2 separate regions of the Mus musculus genome follow, and region 1 is linked to region 2. Evidence: chromatin loops called from intact Hi-C (ENCODE). Cell type or tissue: heart. All regions are shown on one strand.

What was found. Peaks named below come from ENCODE experiments on the same cell type or tissue, not always from the same donor. Only the 100,000 strongest peaks of a DNase experiment are listed, where the experiment ranks them.
Region 1: it touches region 2 in a loop (2.8-fold over the local background); 2 of 42 quality-filtered maps call a loop at or near these places.

The regions. Positions count from the first base shown.
Region 1 is chr4:118,175,488-118,183,487 of GRCm38, forward strand. It overlaps Kdm4a (lysine (K)-specific demethylase 4A), which reads right to left and starts at 4,556. Exons shown (of 22, transcript NM_001161823.1): 1 at 4,406-4,556; 2 at 1,908-2,089; 3 at 67-242. The coding sequence starts at 2,045. In heart, a CTCF peak has its summit at 4,136; DNase peaks (open chromatin) are centred at 4,254 and 4,604; H3K4me3 peaks cover 2,603 bases; H3K27ac peaks cover 2,319 bases.
Region 2 is chr4:117,911,858-117,919,857 of GRCm38, forward strand. Ipo13 (importin 13) reads right to left here and starts at 3,142. Exons shown (of 20, transcript NM_146152.3): 1 at 2,431-3,142; 2 at 1-652. The coding sequence starts at 2,514. In heart, a CTCF peak has its summit at 3,378; DNase peaks (open chromatin) are centred at 1,774, 2,474, 3,174, 3,404 and 1 weaker place; H3K4me3 peaks cover 3,548 bases; H3K27ac peaks cover 3,123 bases; H3K27me3 peaks cover 304 bases.

The DNA.
Region 1 (8,000 bases), 260 kb after region 2:
CGTCTCCAAACCAAAGCAGAACAAAATGGAACGCCCCCGCCTCCCCGCCAAAGCATCTCCACTCACTTGTCGCTATTGGCGATCTTGCGGAACTCACGAACGGTCATGGCTTTCTTCTGTATGTTGTACTGAGTGAAGAGGCCAGACTGGCCAGTCACCAGCTGCTGGATGGGCGCAGGGATGACTAGATCATCAATATCGTCGTAGGATGTTCGAGGCTTCCACTCTTTGGGAGGAACGACCTACAAGGCATGGAGAAGGGGGCAGATGAGAAACGGGCAAGTCAGAATCCCACAAGTGTGTAGGCCACTGTCCAGACTAGCGGTCCATTTTACCAGAAAGTAACTCTGATTCACTTACACTCCCCCAAACCCAGGAAGTCACGCTGTCACGAGAACACTGCCCACCCCATAATCTCAGTGACCTAAGCAAAACAGAACTTGTAAACCTAGGCGCCTTATCTGATTGAAGAGTGGGTTCTTGAACAGCCCAGAGTTCTTTTGCAAACAAAGCAACGGAAGCAGAAGTGCTGGGCGACACCCATTGTACTAGTACTCCAGGCTATCTCCTATTTGAGACCAACATGACTACCTAGTCCACTCTAAACTCGCCTAGGCTAACATAAAACTGAGAAAACAGTAATTATTATGGCTCTTATGAAAGAAAATAATGGATATGCATCATAAAAACCCAAACAGCTTTTATATAAAATCTAATACGTATATCAATTTATACCCTCACCATGTGTTGTAAAGCTATACTGTGGGCCCTGCAGGGCCTACTACTGTGTGAACGAGCCATTTTCTCTGAGACAGCTGACGGGAGCCTCAGAGAAGAAAGACACCAAAGTCTAAGACTAGTCCTCAACTTTGGAACTGAAATCCTTGGATTTTGTGTATATATTTTTTTCTTTTTTTCTTTTTCTTTTTCTATATCAAAAGAGTAACGGGCTAGGGAAAAAAAGGTCAGAGTCGGACGTGGTGGCACACACCTTTAATCCCAGCACTGGGTGGCAGAGGCAGGTGGATCTAAGTCTGAGACCAGCCTGCCAGAGCTACAGAGAAACCCTGGCTCTAAAACAAAAACAAAAGCAAAAGCAAAACAAAACAAAACAAAAAAGGTAACTAACTCAGAGGTATAGAGTGTTAGATCTGAATCTTCAGTCCCATGATAAACAAAAACAAAAAGTGAACCCGTACACACATACAGCAGGGAATTCAAACTGAAACGGCGGGACAGCTCCCCTTGGCTCAGAGGAAGTCTTCCGCATCAGTCTGAAAGGGTTCCTTCCGAAATGCAATCGCGTTACCGTGGGGGACTCAGAAAACCTCGTGAGTGACTGAACATAGAAAGGGTTGGTTGACTAGGGGTCGGGAGGGCGGCCCTACTTCAGTGCATAGGAAGAATAGAAACCAACTCCAAACTACAGAGACCAGAACCCTTATGTGGCCTGGCCAGTGAGTCTCTCCCTTGAAGAAAGTCCCTGAGGGAAACCGAACTGTATCAGTGCAGGGGGGACCAAAATGAGAGGGGCAGGTGTTGGGAATGCCAGTGGCAGGTAAAAGCTGTAAACCATGGAGCCCCAGGCCAGGCCTGGGGACACTGGCTCTGTATGTCCCTTTCCTGTCCCACCTGCATACCATCCTATCAGCAAGGATCAGGACTACTCAGGTTTTTTCCTGGTGTTCACTTAGAAAAAAAAAAAATAGCACCACTGTCCATTTCCTCTTTAGGGACTCAGGAAACATGATTGCCACAGGCTGTGTGAAAGGAAGACTGGACTGGAGAGAGAGGAGCATCAGTAATTCAATGCAAATAAGTACAAGCCCGCCACTAATTTCCAATTACAGAGGCCAGAAATATTCTCATAGCGGCTGCCGAAGCAGGTTCACATTCCTGCTCCCTACCTTGGCTAGCCCAGCCCGATGAGCTCCTTGGGATTCAATGTAGGCAATGTAGCGGCTGAAGTTCCGGAACTCTTCCATGGTGGGGTAAAAGGTCATGATCCGAGCACTGGGGTTCAAAGTTTCTGATTCAGAAGCCATCTTGTCTTCTCTGTTTTTGAGGCCGATTTTGCTAGGATAAAAACCTGAAGTGTTAAGAGAACAAAAGTAAGTGACAAGGAACTGCCCCCTACTACAATGCTTATTTAAATGGACTAGATGGACAAGCAGAATCTGTTCCGTTTAAAAAGAACCCGAGGGGGCTGGTGAGATGGCTCAGTGGGTAAGAGCACCCGACCGCTCTTCCGAAGGTTCGGAGTTCAAATCCCAGCAACCACATGGTGGCTCACAACCATCCGTAACAAAATCTGACTCCCTCTTCTGGATTGTTTGAAGACAGCTACAGTGTACTTACATATAATAAATAAATAAATCTTTAAAAAAAAAAAAAAAAAAAAAAGAACCCGAGGAAACCAGAAGATGCCCAGCAGCCCAGCACGAGGGAGAAAGAAGGCAGGATGTAGAGTTAGTAATCCAACATCTACAATGAGTACACCTGGTCAAGGGGAATAATGTGGTGGTGGTAACACTCCTTTAATCCCAGTACTCAGGAGGCAGAGGCAGGTCAACCTGGTTTACAGAATGAGTTCTAGGACAGCCAGAGCTTCTAAAAAGCTTCCTATGGGCTGTTTTCTGGAGCACGGCATCACAAGATTCTAAACCACTGAGAAGTCACTTAGCTGCAGACTCTAAGGCTTCAGGGGGTTCAAGTTTTAAAAGTACTTTGATAGTAACAGTATGTTAGGAGTTTAAAACACTGAAGGGAAACTCTTCTATCTAAATCAAAATGGTTTCAGCAGTACTCAATGAACTCCGATGGCTCAACTGCACTGAAAGCAGGCAATGAGCTGGCAATACAGGGCACACTCCCCAACTGCCGGGAGAAAATACATAGACATTTTTGGATGAGGTCCTCAAGTAAGTGGGCAGAGCCTAAACCCAGTGTTGGTAATACAACAGATCGCCACAATCGCCACAACCAGAAAAAGACAATGCATGCTAAAAAGGAGCCAGTTTAGAAGCAAAACTGGTATGTCCTTCACTGGACCTCCTCACTCACAGCCCAGGAGTTCTGTTTCCTCAAAGCCACTGGCAGTCCTACTCACTATACAGGAGAAAGCTGCCTACAACCTGCCCACAACCTAGCATGGGTTTTGGGAAGCAGCATGGAGGCAAACTCCAGGGCATTAAACAGAAACCCTGTCATGGTAACTCTTGGGTTTCCATTCCACTCCAAGGGAGGGATTTCTGGCTAGGCATTTTTCATTAACTTTGCATAAAAGATATACTGTTATCCCTGCTTTACATACCAGGAAATGTATCCAAAGTGCCCCCTCTAAAGCATCTTCTACCACTTTCTGCTACCTCAGCTCTAATACTTACATGAACTAAGACTTCTCTGAAAGTGTGGAGGAACTTGAAGCCTATTCAATTTAGGAGACTTTTCCTTTTAAAAGGAAATTTTCAATATATTCTACTTTTGAAATTTTTACAAAAAGGTATCATAAATATCAGACTGGGGCTCCTCCCCTGGGCTTCAAAGGTGGTCACAATGTTGCTTCATCTGCCTCTAGCTCTGTTTATCTTTGTGTGTCCAGAAGCTAGAACAATGCTCGCCACAAAGTAGGCACTCAGTAACTGCTGAATAACTCATATCCTCTGCTCACTTTAGCGGATCATCCCATTACTTTAACTCTAGGGTTCCATTCCCGCGATCTATTCCCTTGGGGAAATCTGGTCTGGGGCACCTTCCCGTCCGCCTTCAGCAACAAAGCAAAGAGTACCGGGAGCTAAACCTTCGGCTCTAGAGTGAAAACTCTGAATACCGGTCTGATCTCTGTCACTTTTTAACACCTTGGCTGTGTGAATGGACTGGATGAGTCTCAGTTTCTCCACCTGCAAAATGGGGACCCCAAACCCCTGCCTTGATGGATCGTATGATTAACTTAGATGATGCAAGCGAGCCCTAAACGCTAGGCCCGGTAAGCACTCCATAAAGGCAGCTGTTGCTAACAGTGACCTGAAACTCCCGCACTCTCCGCCCCCGCAGCCACCCCCGCGGCATCCCTCCAAAGGCAGCCCGGTTCCCAGTGTCCCCACACACCACTTACAGACACTGCCCCTCCCGGCCCCACCGCCTAGGCGAGGGAGGCCCGGCCGCAGGAAGAAGAAAATAAGGCCCAGTGGGCCCGCCCCCCTCTCCCGACGCCCATTGGCCACTAGAGATTGGAAAGAACCAATCGCAAAACTTATTTTAGAAGCTCCTTTCTCTATTGCTCAAACCCCATGTCGATCACAGAGCACAGAAAGACCCACCTCACCACCCTCCCCCACTGGAGCTCACGGCCAAGGGTTTTGGCAGCATCAACCCCTTGGGGAATCCAAAACCCGATGGCTCTCACCTGGAGCCTAAAGCCCTAGCAGGGCTCAGGCCCGATTGCTGTTGTCGCCACTCGCCGATCCCACTGTCTTTCTTGAGGGCGAAAGACAGAGCTCCGCCTCCTTTAAAGTCTGACTCTGCGCAGCCTCACAGAGCCCATAGTCAACCAACCCAAGAATGGCTTTAGGTCCTCAGCTAACCAATGAACACTCACTACACCGACTCGGCGTCTGGAACTACGAGTCCGCTTAGCCTATGAGCGTCGTCTCGAGCTGTTGCCAGGAGAAAACGCTGAGCCTCCGGGGACTGGGGCCACTGAGCATCAGGGCTGGATCCAGAGTTAGCCTATCAGAGGCTGACTCAGATCTCCATAGTTAAGCTGGGTAGAAAGAAGCGAATACCCTGAAATGGGCTAGCCGGTTATGGGGAAGGGCGAGCAGGTGGTTATAGGATGTTTCTAGCGAAAGGATAAGCCTAATTTTCTTGGAGTAACTCCTTTGCCTAAGATATAAAGGCGATGGAAGACCTCCGGGAAAGTTTCTAAAGTCAAGGAGTTCAGAGAACGTGACCAGCATGTCCAAGTTTGCCCAGTACTCTCAGTTTGACTCTCTTCTCTAAGAAGCCCCTCGCCTGCTGGCAAGGCGGGTTAGGTAAAGATCTGCTCCAGGAGAAGGAGCCCTGGGGGGTCATTAGGACAGATCCTGAAGGAAGATATCCCTGAGGCTTTTTAAAAGCGGCTCCCCTTGAGCGAAAATTTGGGGTCATTAGCAGCTCTTGGAGCGAACAGGGTGATTCTAAGAATCATTAAAGGCACTTCAGGGGGCCGAACAGGATCCCTAGAAGTCATTAGGAGCAGTTCCTGAGAGGCTGTGAGCAGCCTTAAGGAGTTCCCAGATTGTCAAGGACGATGAAGAAAGAGAGGTTAACACCCTTATAAGTCAAATAAGGAGGAGAACTCACTAGGGCATAAAACATGAGCAAAATTCCCGATAGCACCGGGAAGAAGAGTTGTATTGTGTTTGAACTGCTTTCAAAACCAACCCTTCGGTACAGAGAGATGACTGAGAGGAAAGGCACAAGTCTTATGATCTGAGGTAAGCTGTTGAAGGAGAGAATCAATACAAGTTCACAAGATGTCCTCTGACTTTAGTGGATTGCAGTGTCACCGCCGCCACAAACACACTAAATAAATAGGTTAAAAAAAAAAAAAGTAAGCTGGGCGGTGGTGGCACATGCCTTTAATCCTAGCACTTGGGAGGCAGAGGCAGGCAGATTTCTGAGTTTGAGGCCAGCCTGGTCTACAAAGTGAGTTCCAGGACAGCCAGAGCTATACAGAGAAACCCGGTCTCAAAAAATACCAAAAAAAAAAAAAAAAAAAAGTTTTTAAACAACTTCTCGTCCATGCCTGGATTTTTCAAGGGGAACAAATTCAGGAGAGTTGAGATGGATGGCAAGAGTTTACCAATGTTAACTAAAAGGAGATACTTCATAGAATGCTATGGGTTAAATATCTAGGCACATATCTGATGAAAAGGGTGCTTTAAAAAAAATGAGAGGCCAGCCTGGAATAGGTAGTTCCAGGATAACCAGAGTTACATAGTAAGACTCTTTCTTAAGAGGGAGAGATGCAGCCGGGCATGGTGGTGCACGCCTTTAATCCCAGCACTCAGGAGGCAGAGGCAGGCAGATTTCTGAGTTTGAGGCCAGCCTGGTCTACAAAGTGAGTTCCAGGACAGCCAGGGCTATACAGAGAAACCCTGTCTCTATATATAAGAGGGAGAGATACAGAGATAGATATGTGGGCATCATGGCACAAGCCTACCAATCTTAGCCCTTGAGGGGTAGAGGCAAGAAAATCAGAAGTTCATAGCTGGGCATGGTGGCACGTCTTTAATTACAGATCTTGGGAGACAGAGACAGGTGGATCTCTGTGAGCTTGAGGCCACCCTGGTCTACATAAGGAGTTTCAGGACAGCCAGGGGTACATTTTAGAACTTGTCTCAAAACAAAACAAAAAAAGTTGTTCAAGGACATCCTGGGCTACATAGCAAATTCCAAGCCAGCATGGACAACATAAAACCCCAACTCCAAAAGAAGGAAGAAGAGAAGGAGAAGGGACATTAACTATCGTGTGTATATGTGTGATATTTATATTGATCATATATTATGATAGATAGATCGATAGATCGATAGATTTTTCAAGGTAAGGGTTTTCTGTGTAGCTCTGGTTGTCCTAGAACTTCCTCTGTAGATCAGGGTAGCCTCTCAAACTTACCAAGATCCCAGAGAGACACCTGCCTCTGCCTCCCGATTCCTGGCACTCCCAATATTTTAATTGATAATATTCATTTTTTCTAATTCTTAAAATTATATCTATTTTGGGTGGACCTGATGGTGCAATGCCTTTAATTCCAGCACTCAGGAGGCAGAGGCAGAGGCAGGTGAACGTCTGTGACTTCAAGGCCAGCCTGGTCTAAGGAGTAAGTTCCAAACCAGGCAGGAATAATGGTGAGACTCTCCAAAATAATAATATGTTCATATATTTGTTGAAGGGCAGTGCATATTCATACAAAGACCAGAGGACAATTTTCGAGATTCAGTCCTTCTACCCTATGAGTCCTAGGGATTCAACCTGGATTGTCTGTCTTGGCAGCAAGCATCTTTTACCAGCTAAGTGATCTTGCTAACTCTTTTGTTATTGTTCTTGGGGGTTTTTGTTGTTGTTGTTGGTTTTGGTTTTGGTTTTGGTTTTGGTTTTGGTTTTGGTTTTTGAAGACAGGGTTTCTCTATGTAGCCCTGGCTGTCCTGGAACTCACTTTGTAGACCAGGCTGGCCTCGAACTTAGAAATCCGCCTGCCTCTGCCTCCTGAGTGCTGGGATTAAAGGCATGCGCCACCACACCTGGCTGTTGTTCTTGATTTAAGGTAGTCTTGAATTCTTGAATTTAAGATTCTCCTCGGGGGTGGCAAGATGGCTCAGTGAGTAAGCCTGCTCTTCCAAAGGTTCTGAGTTCAAATCCCAGCAACCACATATTGCGTCTGAAGACAGCAACAGTGTACTTACTTATAATAATAAATAAATAAATCCCAGAGCAAGCAGGGTTGACCGGAGCAAGCAGAGGTCCCAAATTCAATTCCCAACAACCACATTAAGGCTCATAACCATCTGTACAGCTACAGTGTGTACTCATATACATAAAATAAATAAATAACTCTTAAAAAAATATTCTCCTGCCAGGCGGTGGTGGCACACGCCTTTAATCCCAGCACTTGGGAGGCAGAGGCAGGCGGATTTCTGAGTTCGAGGCTAGCCTGGTCTACAAAGTGAGTTCCAGGACAGCCAGGACTATACAGAGAAACCCTGTCTCGAAAAAAAACCAAAAAAAAAAATTTTTTTTTCTCCTATTCCTACTGCTTGGAGTTGGAGAGATTGTTCAGTGGTTAAAAGCATGTGGTGGGGCTGGAGAGATGGCTCAGCGGTTAAGAGTGCTGTTATTAGACGCGTTCTCACGACCGGCCAGGAAGAACACCACAGACCAGAATCTTCTGCGGCAAAACTTTATTGCTTACATCTTTGGGAGCCAGGAGGGCAAGCGCCCAGCGCCCAGCCCCAAAAAC
Region 2 (8,000 bases):
CAGCCTGAATGAGCGCCTCACAGTCCTGCAGGGGTACCTCCAGCTGCACCCAACTGGAGAAGCACTTGAGCACCTTCTGACGCACACAGCTAGGAGAGCTGGGCTGTTGTAGCAGTTGCTCCAGCAATGGGAAGACAGTCCCACACTCCACAGCCAGGCTGGTCCGCACCAGACCTTTGCGGTACTGGGGCAAGCGGCTGGTCTGAAACTCCTCGGGCAGTACTGTCAGCAACTCTAGCAGGGCCAGGCAACGGCCCTGGCTATCCACCGGCGAGTCCTCAGCCTGGAAGAGCCGAACCATATCTGCCACAGCACATGGCCAAGCGTCAGGCATCATGCTGAGAGCTAGTGAGGCCAGCGCCACGCACAGCCGAGTCAGCACAATTTTGGAGCCGCTGGCAAAGCGGGTGATCTGGGTGAAGAGCTGTGCCTTTAAGCTTTCATACTGGTCGGTGGGGATGTCGCTCCAGTAGCGAGAGATCTTGATGTGCAGGGCACTGGCCCCAAAGTACTGGATCTCGGGCACCTTGTCTGGCTGTAGTAGCTGCCAGCTGAAGTGCCAGGCCTGTGGAGAGACCTGGGCCTGCATCAGCCACTTCTGAGCCAGGTTCTTGTTGTCAATATTGGGGTCGTAGTAGAGCTGGTGCAGCGCCTGCAGGACAGCACAGGACTGAGCAGGTGCTGGCTACTCTGGATCCTGCCAGAGCCCAGAACAGAGGGTGGGACTCGGTCCTGCAAGATGCTGCCTCTCCCTGACTTGGGGGAAGACGGAGTGAGTAGGAAGGGAGAGAGCTCAGGATTCCGCTGACCTTTTGAAAGCCTGAATCTTGCCCATGCTCTATCATATTCTCTTCTTATAGTACAAACGGGTTCTGAGAGGGACTCTCCACAGGAAAGCAGAAAAGGCCGGGGCTGGGCTCGTCCCACAGGGAGGTATGTAAGGGCAAGGCCTAGGAGGAGGGAATGACTCCACGGGGAATAAATGTAAGCTCCAGACAAGTACAGAACAGCCTGAAGGAGCCTGGCTCTTTAGATACAGCTCCTCCCATTGATTCCAACAAGCAAACTCCATCTGCTCCCCCAGGATCATCCCGAGGTCACTCCAGAGGCTGGCACTAAAGCCAGTATGAAATCTGAGAAGGACTGCTTCAGGCCAGGTAGCTCTGGAACGGATACACTGGAAGGGAGGGTGGGAACATACATCTTCAGAGAGTACAAGTAAGTCTCCAATCAGATGATGCAGAGAGGCCTTGGCCAGAAGCAGCCTAAGCAAGTGCCTACCCGGGAGCTGTCAGCAGCAGAATCCCCAAGGCCCAACTCCATTGGGACTTCATGCAGAGAGAAAACAATGGCTCATCTCCCTGGCAGCACATGAAACCAACCATGTGCCACCATGCCAACACTGTCCAGCCCCAAGGGCCAGCCAGGTTCCCTAAATGGACTCCATCCAACTAGGATTAACCAAATCTGTACCCTCCCGCCCCCTGAAAGCCAGTTATGGCTACTGTCCCTTGTACAGCCAGCCACTCAAGGAAGCAAAAGGAGACAAGAGACCGAACAAGAAGATATGTGTTCTCAACATTTGTTAGGTAAACAAGCCTCAAGAACAACAAATGTTTTTCTATGACTGCCCCTTGCTATCCAGTAGGATACCCCTACCTCTCGGATCATCCTTGGGAGTATTGGGGGTGGGGCGGGTGCATTCCTGCATTCCAGGCTGCTGGGAGAAGAATAGAATAGAAAAAGATGGCCTGGGCAATGGAGAAGTCTGGAAGGAGGCCATGGCAGAAAGCCATGTGGGCAGGTAAGGAAGGAAGGGCCCTGTAAAGTTGCCAGCAGAGCCAAGCCCCTTGGACCCAGCACAAAACAAGAGAGCCAGGCACACTCCTGCCTGTCCAGGACCGGTTTGACTTCCATCCAATAAGGAAAAGACCCTTTCTGAAGATAAATGAACATATAACTCAGACGGGTTTAGCTCCAGATATCTTTGTGAGCCTTTGACTGAAAAAAAGTGAGTCGGGTCCAGGATCATTCAGCATCCGTGTGGTTTCTAACGTGGGGGTGGGGGTGGCTGAGTGGCAGGTCTTGTGAGTTTCTGGTTCCCTCCAGAACTCCGCCTGCTTTTCTCCTGGATCTGGGCAGGAGCCGATTTGGTTATAAGTCTAAACCCTTCAGCACCCTACAGGGAACAACCTAAGATCCTAGAGTATCTATCCGAAAGGGGACCTGTGTCTACAGAAAGCCCAAAATAGCCCATTAGGCACTGCAACACTGCTGTCCAAGCCGGCTGCCCAAGAGAGATGGTAAATACCAGGTGCTCTGGGGGCATCATCCCAGCGGGCACTGAGCCCGCGTCTGAGCTTTGGCATTAGTGTCAGTCCCCAGAACTTCTGCTCTGTCACTGGAGTGCCCACCCCAAGGCCCTCATACCTTCTCCACGTTCTCCACAGTGAAGTCCAAGGCTGGTGCTGCTCCAGCCCCTGCAGCCCCCAGCTGCTCCTCCCGCCGCTCCATCTTTGCTCCCTGCCTGGCAGGGAGGTGGACCCTGATCTCTTTCTTGCCCCAGCCCTTTGGCTGTCGGCCCCCTGCTAGACCCCGGCTTGAGTACCCGGGAGGTGGTGGGATGAGGGGATGCCCAGGGCGGGCATGGCTGCCGAGGCCTGCCCACCTCGTTTGGAGGGGGAGTGGGTTGCAGAGGTCAAAAGATGTGCTCTTCGGAAAGGGACCCGCTAAGGCGGCTCCCAGAAGGGAGGCGTCCGTGAGGTACTCCCAGACAAGGGTCCTAGTGGGAGGTCACAGCTCTGTCCCTTGAATCAAAAGTCATAGGGGAGGGAGGCCTATAGGGGAAACAGAGGCCCTGGCCCGTGAGGGGTCACAGAATCAACGGCCTGTACCCATAACACCCCAGTCTGGACGAGCTTCTAGATGCTATGAGGTCAGGGGGGCTGGGAGATCACCCGGGAGAGAGCCCTTCGCGAGATACGGAGACGTCCAAGGAAGCACGGGATTGCAGTTTCGTGAGTCTGGGGCAGAGTCGGTAGAGTTGGGGGACTGAGATAGGTCCCCTCCGTTCGCCTGGCCCGCGATCTGTTCGCCTCCCGGCGTTGGCCCCGCTACGGTCGCTGCCTCCGCCCCAGTGACTGACAGACAGGCCGGCCCGGCCGGGACGGGGCGGGGACCTCAGCAAGACTCGGGCTGTCCCGAGCGCCTGTCGCCAGTACCACCAACTTAGGCCCCCACCCACGCTTGTCCTGGCCCGGCACGGCCAAGCACATCGAGACACGGCACGGCGGAACTACGCGGAAACTCATTCCGGGTCTTTGGCCCTGTCCTCGTGCTAGCTCGCGCGCCCCCGAACAGGCGACGGAACGGCACACCGCCAGGGGCCCCTGCCTGAAGCAAGGACCCGCCTCTATGCACCCTGGGAAATGTAGTTTTCGTCGGACCGGAAGGTGGCTCCTGAGGAGGGAGGCTTGGAGCACGTGGGTTGGGGGTCCTATGGAACCCTATCCTATTCTCGGCTTAGGGCAGAGGACCATCTTGCTCAGTCACATTGCCTAGGAGTGCAACTCTTGCGAAGACGTGATTCATGGGGCCTTTGGGTGGAGTTGGAAGCCAAGAATGGAGGGGAGAGGGTCACGTTTGGTCGGCGCTCAGGCACAGGGAACTGGTTGTGTTGGTGACCATCAGCACCCGCTAAAGAAGAGGAAAGATAGGAGTTACTTGGTGCCCCACAATTAAAAAAAAAAAAAAAAGCACTGTGGATCTGCTCGGGAGCAACCGGGAAATCATATTATTCTGCGCGCGCGCGTGTATGTGTGTGTGAAACGAGGAGGAGAAGGGAAATCGTTAAGGTTTTCATTATGTTTCAAGTAAGAATAGCTCATGGCTTTACCTTAGGTTTTGTTCTCTCTCTATTCTGCTGTGGCGGGTTGGTTTGTTTTGAGATGGAGTCTCTTGCCTTGGGGTGGGGAGTGTACCTCTTTAATCCCAGCACTCCCGGGATTACAGGAGTGTGCCACCAAGATGGGTGTCTGAAGTGCTGTGCCTCCCGCGCACCCTGTCAACTGAACCACATCCTCCACCTTCTTTGTTTTCAAGCGGGGATCTCACTATGTAGCCCGGGCTTGAGTGGGTATTTTTATTCATTGTCTTCAGCTAAAATGGGGAAATTGAGGTTGGAGGAAGGCAAGCCCTGCTCCCAGCAGGCACTTCCTCTCCATGCTCAACTTTTTCTTTCCTTGACTCCTGTCAGCAGGAAAGGAAATGATTTCAAACAGAAGGATCTTTCTTTTTCTTTTCTTTTCTTTTTTTCCAAGACAGGGTTTCTCTGTGAGGCCCTGGCTATCTTGAAACTCTGTAGACCAGGCTGGCTTCCAGCTCACCGAAACCCACTTGTGTCTGCTTCCAAAGTGCTAGAATTAAAGTTATGTACCACCATGCCCAGCCTAAAACTTTTTTTTTTTAGATAAATTATATTAAGCTCAATTTGGGCTTACTATATGGCTTCTCTCTCCTTATTGACTAAACTCTTCCCAACACAGCCTTCTAGCAGTAGCAAAGTTGGGTAAGAATAAGAAGGGCTGGCATACCGTCAGGAGGAGCAGCAATTTTGTAAACCTGGGGAGGAAACAGATTAAGACAAGAGCTGGAGTCACTATACAGGGCTTTACATGTGTCCCACCACACCAGGTGACACTTGTGCTCTAAGGGAGGAAGCTGGCTCTGGAAGTAGCTGCTGAGGCCAGAGAAGGTCGAAGAAACTTGACAAGATCTTGACGAATCCTCAAAGCCTGGGAAGGAGAAGGACTCACTTGGCTGCTAGAGGAAGTCCATCCATCACAATGAGTCAGCAAATCGTTGTCCAAAAGGAAAAAAAGAAAATGTTTTAAGCGTTTTAAAGAAGCCAATTGGATCCCTGTGAGTTTGAGGCCAGCCTGGTCTACAGAGTGAAGTCCAGGACAGCCAGGGCTACACAGAGAAACCCTGTCTCGGAAAAAAAAAAAAAAAAAAAAAGCACCAGCTGCTCTTCCAGAGACCTGGGTTCAATTCCCAGCACTCACAAGGTGGTTCACAACCGTTTTAGGGTTTCTATTGGTGTAACAAAACACCATGACCAAATTTGGCAGGAAAGGGTTTATTCATCTTACAATCCCATATTATAGTCCATCTCTGGAGAAGCCAGGACAGGAACTCAAGCATGGCCAGCCAGTCTGCATACCAGATGCTATCCTCAGAGATCTTTGGCCAGCCAAGTCGTGCGCAGAGAAGAGCAGCAGAGGGCTCAGCTAGCAAGCAGAGGTTCAGGGACGAAGCTGCTAGTGGTGAAAGCCTTGGGAGAGCGTTCTCTTCCCAGGAATTGTTACAGCTCTTGTGACAGATGCTCTCAGGTGACAGAGTAATTGCCACACACCTTGATTCCTTCTGGATAGGATCTTATATACAGTTTTGGGATGGGTTGGGGTCTGACAGCAGGTGCTTCCTATTGGCTTCTTTGGAGATATTTGGGATGCCTCATCTACACGTGGGGAGGAGCTTGGAGTCACTGCCCCTATGTGACCCATGGTCTCTGGGGCTGGGGCTCCATGACGGACCTGACATCAAGAGCAGGCGAAGCTCTTACCTCCCCTTTGGGTCCTGGGGCTTCCAACCCAGCTCAACCTTATCAGGCTTCCTCACAGTCTACTGCCCCACACAGGACTGGAAGCAGGAACTGATACAGATGCTATAGTGGGCTGGTTAACTGTCTTGCTTCCTTCCCATGGCTTGCTCAGCCTGCTTTCTTCTAGAACCCAGAACCACTAGCCCAGAGATGGCACCACCTACCATGGGCTGGGCCCTCCCCTTTGAACACTAATGAGAAAATGCCTTACAGCTGGACCTCATGAGGCATTTCCTCAACCGACGCTCTGTGTTGACTTGTGTCAAGTGGACACAAAACCAGCCAGTAGCTCCAGTTCCGGGGAAATGACTCCGTCTCTGGTCTCCACTTGCACCGGGTACACTGTGCTGCACAGACATACGGGCAAAACATCAGCCCATAAAAATTAAATAAGTAAATAAATGAAATTTCATATGAAAAAGGGAAGGTATCAAGGCTTTGTTAAGGGAAAGCTACTTCCTCCTGATCCAAAGAATGGAATCTGACTTCTATATTGGCTCTGGGTTAGAGACATGACATTTTGGTCTGACTCAGCAGCTAACAGCACTTCCTGTTCAACCTGAGGACTTGAGTTCAATTCTGGGACCCCACATAGTAGAAGATGACTGATTCCCAAGGCTTGTCCATGTGTACATGCCCCACTCAACACATACACAGAATGAATGAATGAATGAACCGAGTTTTCAGAAAGTTGATCTAATTGGACCTGCCAATCGGCTGGCTAGAAGACCGGCCCTCAGGAAAGCTGATTCACCTTAAGACAAGCTGAAAGGATGGGAGAAGTTATCCCCTCAGTGGAATAATGTACTTGGACCCTCTAAGAACTCTCTCACAGACAGCAGTTCCTTGTAGATCTCCCCTGCTCAGCCTGGAGTTTGAGTTGTTGCTCAGAGTATCCCCTCTTCCTTTTCTTTCTATCTCGTTTTCAAATGCTGGCCGAAAGCCCAGGCATGCTTTCTCTGAGACTCTGGACTTTCTCACTGTTCCCCTGCAGATATCCTGGCTTTCTTCAGCTGCTGCCAATCTCCATGCCTAAAGCAAAAGGCCTAACTGTGTCTCCTCTCCAGCCCCTGTCCCCCACCCCACGCCTCATGCCCCCAGCAGTTGTTGGGACAATCAGTTTCTCTCCCATTGCTTCTCTCTGGCTTTAATGAAATCACCAGCTCCAAGCTTCTTTCTGTGTCTGTTTTCAAACTATTCTATCAATGAGAATAACAACTCAAAACAGAGACCCCTGACCCGCCTTAACATTCCCATCACCGTACATGGGAACTGGTGATCTATCAGAAGCATACTGTCTCAGTTTACTTTTCTGATGCAATGATAATCCTGGGGCTTACCCGCTCTGACCATAGGCCATCATAGAGGGAGAAGTGAAGGTAGGGGCAGAAGCAGGAACCTAGAGGCAGAAACTGAGGAAGAGACCAACCACAGAGGAACACTGCTTCCTGGCTCAACTTGCAGAAATTGCTCGGCTTACTAATGCAACCCAGGACCGCTTGCCACCCACATCAGTCATTAGCAAGAAGATGCCTCACAGACATGCCCACAGGATGATCTGATGGCGGCAACTCAACTGAGAGCCTTTCTTCCCAGGTTTGTCTAGGTAAACTTAGACATAAGCATGAAATTGACAAAATCCAAGCAGCACATACGCTTTAACCAAACCCACTGGGAACCCTTTAGTGGTCCCTCAGGACAAAACGCAAGTGCCATAGGATAACACTAAAGCCCTGTACGGTTGTCTCCAGCCCTGGTCTTTTTTTGTTTTGTTTTTTTGTTTGTTTGTTTGTTTTGTTTTGTTTTGTTTGTTTTGTTTTGTTTTGTTTTTCAAGACAGGGTTTCTCTGTGTAGCCCTGGCTGTCCTGGAACTCACTCTGTAGATCAAGCTGGCCCCAAACTCAGAAATCTGCCTGCCTCTGCCTCCCAAGTACTGGGATTAAAAGTGTGCGCCACCACTGCCCAGCTCCAGCCCTGGTCTTAATCCGTTTCTTCCCCAGGTTTACAAAGCTGCTCCTCCTGACAGTATGCCAGCCCTTCTCAGACTTGCCTAACTGTGCTACTGCTTGAAGGCTCTATGTTAGGAAAAGTCTAATCAATACAGAGAGAGAAGCCATACAGTAAGCTCAAATCAAGTTTAATATAGTTTAGGGGTTTGGTTTGGTTTTGTCTTGTTTTAATGTATTAGGCTAGGTATGGTGGCACACACCTTTGATCTCAGCACTCGGGAGGCAGAAGCAGGTGGATCTAAATTTGGAGCAAGCCTAGTCTAAATAGTGAGTTCTGGGACAGCCAGGGCCATGTAGAGGACCTGTCTCAAAAAGAACAAAAATAAATA